Linked DNA regions of Homo sapiens: region 1 is linked to region 2. A link is a contact called in ENCODE Hi-C or POLR2A ChIA-PET data. All regions are on one chromosome and are shown on one strand. The core of a region is the stretch at or near the end of the contact, and the rest is flanking DNA. Distances in the headings are between cores, read along the strand shown. Region 1 holds the start of FASTKD5 (FAST kinase domains 5). Region 2 holds the start of RNF24 (ring finger protein 24).

Region 1 (4,725 bases), core at 629-3,128, 860 kb before region 2:
TGCCCCCCACCTCTCACCCCGGCAACCTCCCGGGCGAGGATCGCTCAAGGATCTCAAACGATCCTCCCACCTCAGCCTCCTAAGTAGCTTGGACTACAAGCCCACCACCACGCCTGGCTACATTTTGTTTTTTTGTGTGTTTTTTTTGTTTTTTGTTTTTTTCGTAGAGACAGAGTTTCCCTATGTTGCCCCCAGGTTGGTCTCGAACTCCTGGGCTCAAGTAATCCTTCCACTTCGGCCTCCCAAAGTGCTGGGATTACAGGCATGAGCCACCGCACCTGACCTTAGAATTATTTTATATCAAAGTTGACTTATTCACATGATGAATGGCAAGGCCTTATTAGGGACTAAAAAAATAAACCAATGGATGGGGAAGAAAATCATACTGACTAATAAACATTAGACCTGCATAACTGCCAAAGGCCTCACTTTTTAAGTTATGTTATGCAGCACAGAGTCTTCAGATTTTATTTACTTATTTATTTATTTATTTATTCATTTATTTGAGACGGACTCTCGCTCTCTCGCCCAGGCTGGAGTGCAGTGGCGCGATCTCGGCTCACTGCACACTCCGCCTCCCGGGGTTCACGCCACGCTCCTGCCTCAGCCTCCAGAGTAGCTGGGACTACAGGCGCCCGCCACCACGCCCAGCTATTTTTTTGTATTTTTAGTAGAGACGGGGTTTCACCATATTAGCCAAGATGGTCTCGATCTCCTGACCTCGTGATCCGCCCGCCTTGACCTCCCAAAGTGCTGGGATTACAGGCGTGAGCCACTGTGTCCGGCCCAGATTTTATTTTAGTCTACCAGGTAGTAGCAAACTATCCAAGGACTTGCCCAGGACCATTCAGGTCAGTGAGCTACAGAATCTAGTTCTGGAAAGGCAGCCATTCTTACTATTCACAAAGTGTAGAAAACGTGAATTCAGATTCCAGCAGCAACAAATGACTGGAGCACAAAACGCCAGCCACAGTTGGTGCTAACGCAGCTGGCTATCAGCTCCACAGGATGAAGCACTGTCCAAGGGTCTGATCAGTGAAGCATCACCCAAGACTGATGAACACAGCTGATATGAGGGGACCCAAAGTTCCCTGAGTCAAGACAGAAGAGCTGTGTCACGGTTTGCACAGAAAGAGAAAGAGCAACTATTCTTACCCACGGAAAGAAAAAGGGAGAAGGCCATCAATACTACCCTTAGGCTTGTGCAACGAGAAACTGCTAAAAATGGGGGGAAGGTATATATCCTATCATACTGATGTTTACCGAAGACTCCGCATCCCAAATGCTAAGCAACATACTGTAGGGCCTTGCTACTCAGTGTGTGGTCTGCGTGCCAGAGGCTTCAGCCTCGTCTGGAATCTAGTTAGGAACACAGTTATCTCAGAACCCACCCCAGTCCTACAGAATCAGAATCTCTAAGCGATTCGCAGGCACATCAAAGTGTGATGAGAGGCGCGGCAGAATATCTGACTACATTCTCTTAACAGCACCGTGAGACAAGTACTGTTACGATCTCCATTTCACAGAGGAAAAAAAATCAAGGGTCAGATAAGCCCCCTGCCAAAGATCACAAACTCAGGAGCGGCGAGAGTCACTGAAGTTCTCACCACAGCCAGGCCTGCGAGAGGCACTGGCAACCCAGGCCAAGAGCTGAACAAGGCCTCGATGCGCTCCAGCTCTGGGCCGGCCGGGAGGACAGGAGGCACAGGCCAAGGCCCAGGACGGTCGTGAACGCGGAAAGAGGCCGCCGCGACCTCCTCCCCGGCCGCCGCCACTCACCTGATCCTCCCGAAGGTGGGCGCCGCAACACCAAACCGGGGACGCCGCGGGCGGCGGCGACACAGATACTGGCTCCTCCGGCGACTCCGAGCCTCACAGCCCCACTTCCGGCCAACTGCCCGCTACTTCCGCCTGCTGCGCGAGTGACGGATGCGGCCGAGGCTCAAAAGACTCTGTCAGCGTTTCCCAAGGACATTTTCCACTGGAGGACGTTGTTGAGGAGGCAGGGGGAGTCTAGGACCTGCAGAGGGAAAACACCTTCCTGGATGGATCGCTCTGGAAGTCATTAAGCAGCTTAGTCCCGGCGCGGTGGCTCACGCCTGTAATCCCAGTACTTTGGGAGGCCAAGGCGGGCGGATCACCTGAGTTCAGGAGTTCGAGACCAGCCTGGCTAACGTGGTGAAACCCCCGTCTCTACTAAAAATACAAAAATTAGCCGGGCGTGGTGGCGCACGCCTATAATCCAGCTATTCAGGAAGCGGAAGCAGGAGAGTCGCTTGAACCCGGGAGGCGGAGGTTGCAGTGAGCCGATATCTCGCCACTGTACTCCAGTCTGGGCACCCCTGTACTCCAGCTCTGGGACACAGAGCGAGACTCCATCTAAAAAAAAAAAAAAAAAAAAAAAAGTAAGTAGCTTAGACACATGTTCAAATCTGAGGACCACCACTCAGGGTTTTATGGCCTTGGAGAAGTCACATAAATTCATTCTTGTTATATTATTATTATTATTTTCATAGAGACGGGGATGGCAGTGTCTTCCTATGTTGCCCAGGCTAGTCTCGAACTCCTGGGCTCATGCAATACTGCCGCCTCAGCCTCCGAAAGTACTGGGATTACAGGTATGAGCCATCGCACCCGGCCCACATAAATTCTCTAAGCCTGTACAGTGAGAAAAACAATACATTTTTTTTTTTTTTGAGACAAAGTCTTGCCCCATTGCCCAGGCTGGGGTGCAATGGTGCAATCATGGCTCACTGCAGCCTCAACCTCCTGGGTTCAAGTGATCCTCCTGCCTCAGCCTCCTGAGTAGCTAAGACCACAGGCATGCACCACCACACCTGTCTAATTTTAACAATGCATTGGTCGGGTGTGGTGGCTCACACCTGTAATCCCCGGTGTTGGAGACCGGCCTGGCCAACATGGTGAAACCTCGTCTCTACTAAAAATACAAAAAAAAATTAGCGGGGCATGGTGGCGTGCACCTGTAACCCCAGCTACTTGGGAGGCTAAGGCAGGAGAATCACTTGAACGCAGGAGGTAGAGGTTGCAGTGAGCCGAGATTGCACCACTGCACTCCAGCCGGGGCAACAGTGAGACTCCATCTTTTTTTTTTTTTAATGCATTTATAATAGAGATGTATCTGTAAAGTGCTCTCAGGAAAAGAGCTAGTGACATGATGGATAGATGAGCCTGCTGAGAGAAATGGATGTGGAGCTGGGGCTTAGCGAGGCCAGAGCTATGGAGCATGAGCCAGGGTGATTCTCCACCACCCTAAGAAGGAGGGCTGGGTCCTACTGGGTACATATATTGACACAGCTGTCAGTATAGGTACCTAGACAAGAAAGAGACTCTACTAAACCTCTACCTATCAGAAAGTCCTGGCCCCAGGCTGCCATTCCTGAGGGCACTTGAGATCTGCTGATCAGGGTCTTCATATCTTGTCAATGCCTTGGCTCTAAGGGGTGTGAAGGAGAGCTGAGAAATCATGCTCCCTCCAGGGCCTATCTTGTAGGGAAGACAAAATCAATGTAGGAAGAACACGTCCCTGCCAGGAGGGGCAAGCCTGACATCCCAACTCCTGAGCTCTGGAGACAGCGCTGTTTGAATATCTGGAGCCCCAGACCACAGACACCACTGCTTAGGGAGGGTTCTCTCCCTCAGGCCAGACCAGGGCAAACACTATTCATTGTTATGACTCTGTCCTTGCCAGTAGAACCCAGAGAAAGCAGAGAGCCTGCCCCCAAGGAATGAACCATGTTTGTTCCTAGGCAGCCATGACAATCCTGTTTCTCTTTGTAATACTCAAATTCCCATTCTCCCTTGAAGTGGGAGGAGCATGTGGCTCAGTTCTGGCCAACAGGACTTAAAGGGAAGGGTCCTGGGAGGGCTCTGGGAAAGCTTTTACTTTTCATGATAAAGTAGGGCCGCCTCAATGTCTTCATGGAGCTGTGGCAGCCACTTTGTGGTAAGGAGGGAACAACATGCCAAGGATGGAACAGTGGGAGGATGAAAATCTAGGTCCCCGAGGATCCAACAACCATGACACCACCTCCGGATTTCTTGTCAGGTTGGGGAAAAATAAACCACTCTTTGAGGTCCTTTGATTACTTACAGCAGAGTGCATTCTTGATTGTGTGCTTTGAGAGGATGACAGAGGAACTGTTGTAAAGGGAAGCTCTCTGCTGTGCAGCACGCTTGGGTCCCTTTTGCCTTTGGGGCTTCGCCATTAATTGCAAACCTGTTCCCAGTCTTCACTTCTATCCATTCAGCCCGCAAACATCTACCAGTTGCTGTAAGGTGGCTTAGGCGACTGCAGGCTGCATCTAGCTGTCCTGCGTCACCTGTTTTCTGGCTAGCAGCTTAGTGTCCAGATTCTGAGCTGGAGCCAGCTTTTAACCCCTTTGGCAACAGTCTGAGCTGAAGAGAAAGCCCCACTGGGCATATACATGGCACCACGACTCTTCCCGGGCAACGTGGCAGAACTTGGGCTTTGGGCCAACCTCCTAGCACGGCCCAGTGAGCACCTCCAGTCTCATGCCTCCTCTGGGAAATCTGTTTACTCCAGCTTTGCCCCCATCCCCCACCCGGGCCTCACCTCCCGCACCTGCAAAGACACAAGCAGGCCAAAGAATACCACTCAAGAGGCTTTTTCCGTTTTATTTCTTTGGGAAAGGAAAACAAAAAGTCTTTCCATCACATATGGTAGAGATATATATTTATATATAT
Region 2 (4,990 bases), core at 1,092-3,591:
CTGAACTGACCATGGAAAATTTCCCCTTCAAATTAAAAGCAAATGTTTTAAACAGAGGGAATATACATAAACAGATGCTGTGGAAGACTGCTTAGTTTACATTTCATTTTCCACTGAAAACTACTAGGAATTAAAATACATGTGATTTTTAAAAATATTACAGAGAATCTTAAAGAAAACAGAACCCATACAATTATTCATATCATCCAATATAAGCGCCTCTTAATTTTTTAAAACCGCTATTTTGAATCCAAAGATCATAATAAAAATAGCTTTTTTTTCAGACGGAGTTTCGCTCTTGTTGCCCAGGCTGGAATGCAATGGCGCGATCTAGGCTCACTGCAACCTCCGCCTCCGGGAGTTCAAGCGATTCTCCTGCCTCAGCCTCCCGAGTAGCTGGAATTACAGGCGCTCGCCACCATGCCCGGCTAATTTTTTGTATTTTTTTAGTAGAGACAGGGTTTCACCATGTTGGCCAGGCTGGTCTCAAACTTCTGACCTCTGGTGATCCACCCACCTCGGCCCCCCAAAGTGCTGGGATTACAGGTGTGAGCCACCGCACCCGACCCATAATAAAAATACCTTGGAGGTGTGTTTCTTGTAAATGAGTGGCTAATTTCCCAACACCCTGTAAAAGTATATGGGTAAAAAGAAACTGAAAATCATCATGCAACCAGAGTTAACAACTATCTTGCAAAATTCATATCATTTGTTTTAAAACCAAAATAGCAAGGAAGAGCTGGTGTTATCCCAATAGCCTCTTTTTAATTGGTCTACAACAACTGCAACTCTTCATAACTTTACCAACACAACAAAGTCAGGCAGGCAGTCTGACAGAGTCAACGTTTGTGGGAACCTACAGCGCTTCCTTCTCTCTCTGGAGATGAGGACAATGAAAAAAGGTGTTCTGTTTTCCAGTAGTCCTGTAAGAGGAGCCATTGAGCTGGGCTGTACAACCAGACAACAGAACACAGGAAAATTCACATCAAAGCAAGGGCGCATGCCAGGGTAATATGCAATAAAACCCTCTGCCAAAGCATTAAGGGGAAAAAAAAGCAAGGAGGTAGAGAGAACCTGCTGGACTACCTTCTCATTAACACAGGGAGGCAGAAAGAAACAAAATCTGCCTGTATTCAGGAGCGGAGAAAACTGTGTCCTAGATATATTGGAGTATTCCTATAGACATGTTTATGAGCATTCGGACAAATTATCAATGAACTAAACCCAGAAAGCAGTGTCCTGTACGGTGGAGTATTCCTATGTAGACAGACATGAGAATCTTACCATTAACTAAGCCCAAAAAGGCAAAGTATTCTAGAAACACAGATATATGAGAATTTAGATGCACATTTCCAATGAATAAAACCCACTGGTTTTACAGTGAGAAAAAACTGTTTGAAATAACATCAGGTAAAGAATTGGGTAAAGGTGTGATGAAGTTATATCCCCTCCCCTTTTCCTCATACCCTTTTTGACAATCTCTGATTCTCTCATTTCATAGATGTCCCTTTCACTTGAATGCGCACACACACACACACACACACACACACACACACACACATCATTAGGTCTCCAGAAACAAAGGAGGGTCCTTAATTCTCCGGCCTGTGGAACCACACACGCCCCCTGCCCACAGATGGTGACTTTCATTAATGAGTAAGCCGAGGGAAGAGGTCTCCACCCCGACCACTGCCATGCACACTGTGACAACGGGGCACGAGACAAGCGCCACAAAGAAAGGGGAGGAGTGGACGGGGACCAGGAAAACACTGCCACGCCGCACCCCCCAAGGCGCGCGCCCACCGCCAACGCGGGGGCAGCGTCCTCGCCATCCTCCTCCTAGCCTCCCAGCTCATCCCAGCCGCCTCCCACGCCCGGGGACCCGATGCCAGGGCTTGGGCGAGCAGGACGTGCGGGGGCCCACGCACCTTCCCTCCGTGATCTCCAGGTGACAGCCCCGCTCCGCCCTTTGTGAGGGACTCACCCTCCAGTCCCGGGGCCGCGCCGGACCCTCCTCCGCGTCCCTCCTCAGCCTGGAGACACCGCCTCACCCCTGCACACCGCGCCCGGCCGGCCGAGGCGCCGGGAGAGTGTGTGTGTGTGGGAGGCTGGCGCGGGCCCGCGGTCTCCTCAGCATCCCGAACCCGGAGCGGCTCGGTCCCCCAAACCCCAGCCCGGGGGCGGCGGCCGCGGCGCTCCCGCCCTCGCTCGCTCACTTACTCGGGCGCGCCGGTGGCAGCGGCAGACGTGCGGGACCGTCAGCGCCCTGCGGCGGGCGGCAGGCTGCGGGCGGCGAGCGTCCGTCCGGACAGAGCGCGGCGGAGGTGGCGGCGGCTGACTGCGCCCGGCGGCCCCTCGCGAGGGGCGGGCCCGCCGGGGGAGGGGCGGGCGCCGCGCCTCTCATTCATGCAGCGGGGGCGGGGTGAGGGACCCGGATGCCCGGGCAGTTTCCCCACCCACCTCGGCGGAGGGCTCGGCGGCTTCAGAGTCTGCAGTGCGCAGGCGCGGCGCTCCCTGGCCAGGCCTGGTGCGGCCCTGGCCGCTGGCTCTGTTCCTGGTTAGAACTACGCCAGACAGGCCGGGCGAGGTGGCTCACGCCTGTAATCCCAGCACTTTGGGAGGCTGAGGCGGGCAGATCACGAGGTCAGGAGATCGAGACCATCTTGGCTAACGCGATGAAACCCCGTCTCTACTAAAAATACAAAAAATTAAATTAGCCGGGTGTGGTGGCGGGCGCCTGTAGTCCCAGCTACTTGGGAGGCTGAGGCAGGAGAATCGCCTGAACCTGGGAGGCGGAGCTTGCAGTGAGCCGAGATCGTGCCACTGCACACCAGCCTGGGCGACAGAGCGAGACTCTGTCTCAAAAAAAAAAAAAAAAAACAACTACTCCAGACAGACCTTCTCCATCGACCGTTTAGTATTTTTGCGTGCCCTACAAGCATTTTTAAAAGTGAAAGCATGGGGCCGGGCGCAGTGGCTCACGCCTGTAATCCCAACACTTTGGGAGGCCAAGGCGGGTGGATCACCTGAGGTCAGGAGTTCCAGACCAGCCTGACCAACATAGAGAAACTCTGTCTCTACTAAAAATACAAAATTAGCTGGGTGTGGTGGCTCATGCCTGTAATCCCAGCTACTCGGGAGGCTAAGGCAGGAAAATCTCTTGAACCCGGGGAGCGGAGGTTGCAGTGAGCCAAGATCGCACCATTGCACTCCAGCCTGGGTGACAGAGCAAGACTCCGTCTCACACACAAAAAAATGAAAGATTGGAATGCCACCCCTTTCCTAGCATGCAGATTGACAGTCCCCAGAGACACAAGAATGGTCACGTGGTGCCCATTGGTTTGATGGGGAGATGGTATGCACCGCACCCTCCTCCATCTGCCCCTCCTGCTGCAGCCTCTCAGCTGAGTGCTAGAACCTTGGTGATGGATGAGACCTAGACTCTGCCCAGATAGTGGAGAGAGGTGTGTGCAAGAAACAGTGCATTCCTTTATTTACATCCACTCCTCAACCTCCGGCTCCCATTCTACAGGGCAGGCAATAAATTGACCTCCGATTTTGGGAGGCTGAGCTCTTCCTGCAATACCAAGGCAAGGATCTGGGGAGTCCTCTCTTGTCTTTAGCAGGCAGTGTATTCTGCAGATACTCTCTTGTTCCCATCGCCTTGTGTCTGCCACTCCTGGGGTACGGAAGTTTCTGGAGAGGCTAGGAGCCTGCAGAGGGAATGGCTGTGAAGCTCCACAGCTGACTGTGTGTGCGCTGCAGCTCAGAGCTTGCAAAAATGATTGCCCCCTCTTCCTCAGTCTCCATGTGTCCCCCAGAAGTTCTCCTTCCTTCTCCTAATCTCTCAGGCCCCATCACATAAACCATAAACAGCTCAGTAGCTTAACTTTGGGAAGCAAAAGTCATCATGGCAAGCGCCTAGAGGCATGTTCCTTCTGCTTTGGCAAACCATTAACCACCAAGGCAGGGAGGAAGTAAAGAGGGAAACATTAGTGAATTTCTCAAGAAGTCACCTGCCACCCAATGGTCACAGTCCCCCAAAGTGAGAGAAGGGTGGAGGCATGTGCTAGGGAGACTGTGGCAAAAGGAAGGGAGTGGGAGACCCAGGCTTCCTCTAGAGCTGCCTGTGCCAGGGCTGTGCTGGGGGAACACTGCCCTCCTTGCTGTCAATCATAGCAGTTACCTGGAGGGTCTTTTCAACTTTGCTTTGCTCAAACCTCTCACTGTTCTAAATCAGCCCCCTCATCTCTCCCCTGGGCTGTTGCAGAAGTCTCAATCCATTCTCATGCAAATCGATTCTCATGGTATTCAAATCTGCCTGTGTTTCTGTCTTTTTCTTTTTCCCTGCCCCATCTGGCTCCTTGAGCCTTATTTTCCAGCCATTTACAGAACAGCACCATGGTGTTTCACCTCAGTAGTCACCAAGGTGACTGCTGTTTCCTGCTGTTCCCCTACTAGGAAAGCAATACTTACCTAGCATGCAAAAGTTGCTCTTTTCTCTGAAAATCCACAGATGCTTTTTAGGGCAGTGAAAATACTCTGTGTATGATACCATAATGGTGGATACCTGTCATGACACATTTGTCTAAATCCATAGAATGAATAATACCAGCAGCAAACTCTAATGTAAACATGGATTTTGGGTGATAATGATGTGCCAATGTAGGTCCAACAATAGTAATAAATGCTCCCGTGGGAGAATGTTTATAATGGGGGGGCTATGTATGTGTAGGGGGGAAGGGCTAGTTGGGAACTCTGCACATTCCTCTCACTTTTGTGGCAAACTTAAAACTGCTCTAAAAAAAAGTAAAGTATTTACAAAGTCATTTTTGATAAAGTATTTTTTTCTGCCCCCACTTATTGACAGACTTTCCTTGAGAATCCCCACCTGTGCCCTGTACCCACTTCCCTCTCAGCACTAGGCACCCTCCAAGGTCCCTGCTCATTTGCATATTTTCTTACCACACCAGCATGTGAGTCCTTCATC

Evidence for each region. Hi-C counts contacts between places; a loop is a spot of excess contacts on that map. ChIA-PET counts read pairs that join two places held with the same protein, here RNA polymerase II (POLR2A). Pooled maps may share reads with other maps.
Region 1: a loop to region 2 is called in a pooled map, with 4 times the contacts of the local background. The contact joins the promoter of FASTKD5 here to the promoter of RNF24 in region 2. A Hi-C loop is called at or near these places in 1 of 37 single-sample maps with no recorded cell type and 2 of 50 pooled maps. POLR2A ChIA-PET finds 5 or more read pairs at or near these places in 1 of 52 experiments (Panc1).

What each region holds. Positions count from the first base shown.
Region 1 is chr20:3,157,987-3,162,711 of GRCh38, forward strand. FASTKD5 (FAST kinase domains 5) reads right to left here and starts at 1,879. Exons shown (of 2, transcript NM_021826.5): 1 at 1,780-1,879. UBOX5 (U-box domain containing 5) reads right to left here and starts at 1,879. Exons shown (of 5, transcript NM_014948.4): 1 at 1,780-1,879. LZTS3 (leucine zipper tumor suppressor family member 3) reads right to left here. Exons shown (of 5, transcript NM_001365618.1): 5 at 4,631-4,725.
Region 2 is chr20:4,013,217-4,018,206 of GRCh38, forward strand. RNF24 (ring finger protein 24) reads right to left here and starts at 2,342. Exons shown (of 6, transcript NM_001134337.3): 1 at 2,221-2,342. RefSeq lists a silencer at 1,849-2,448 and enhancers at 2,332-3,264, 3,468-4,069.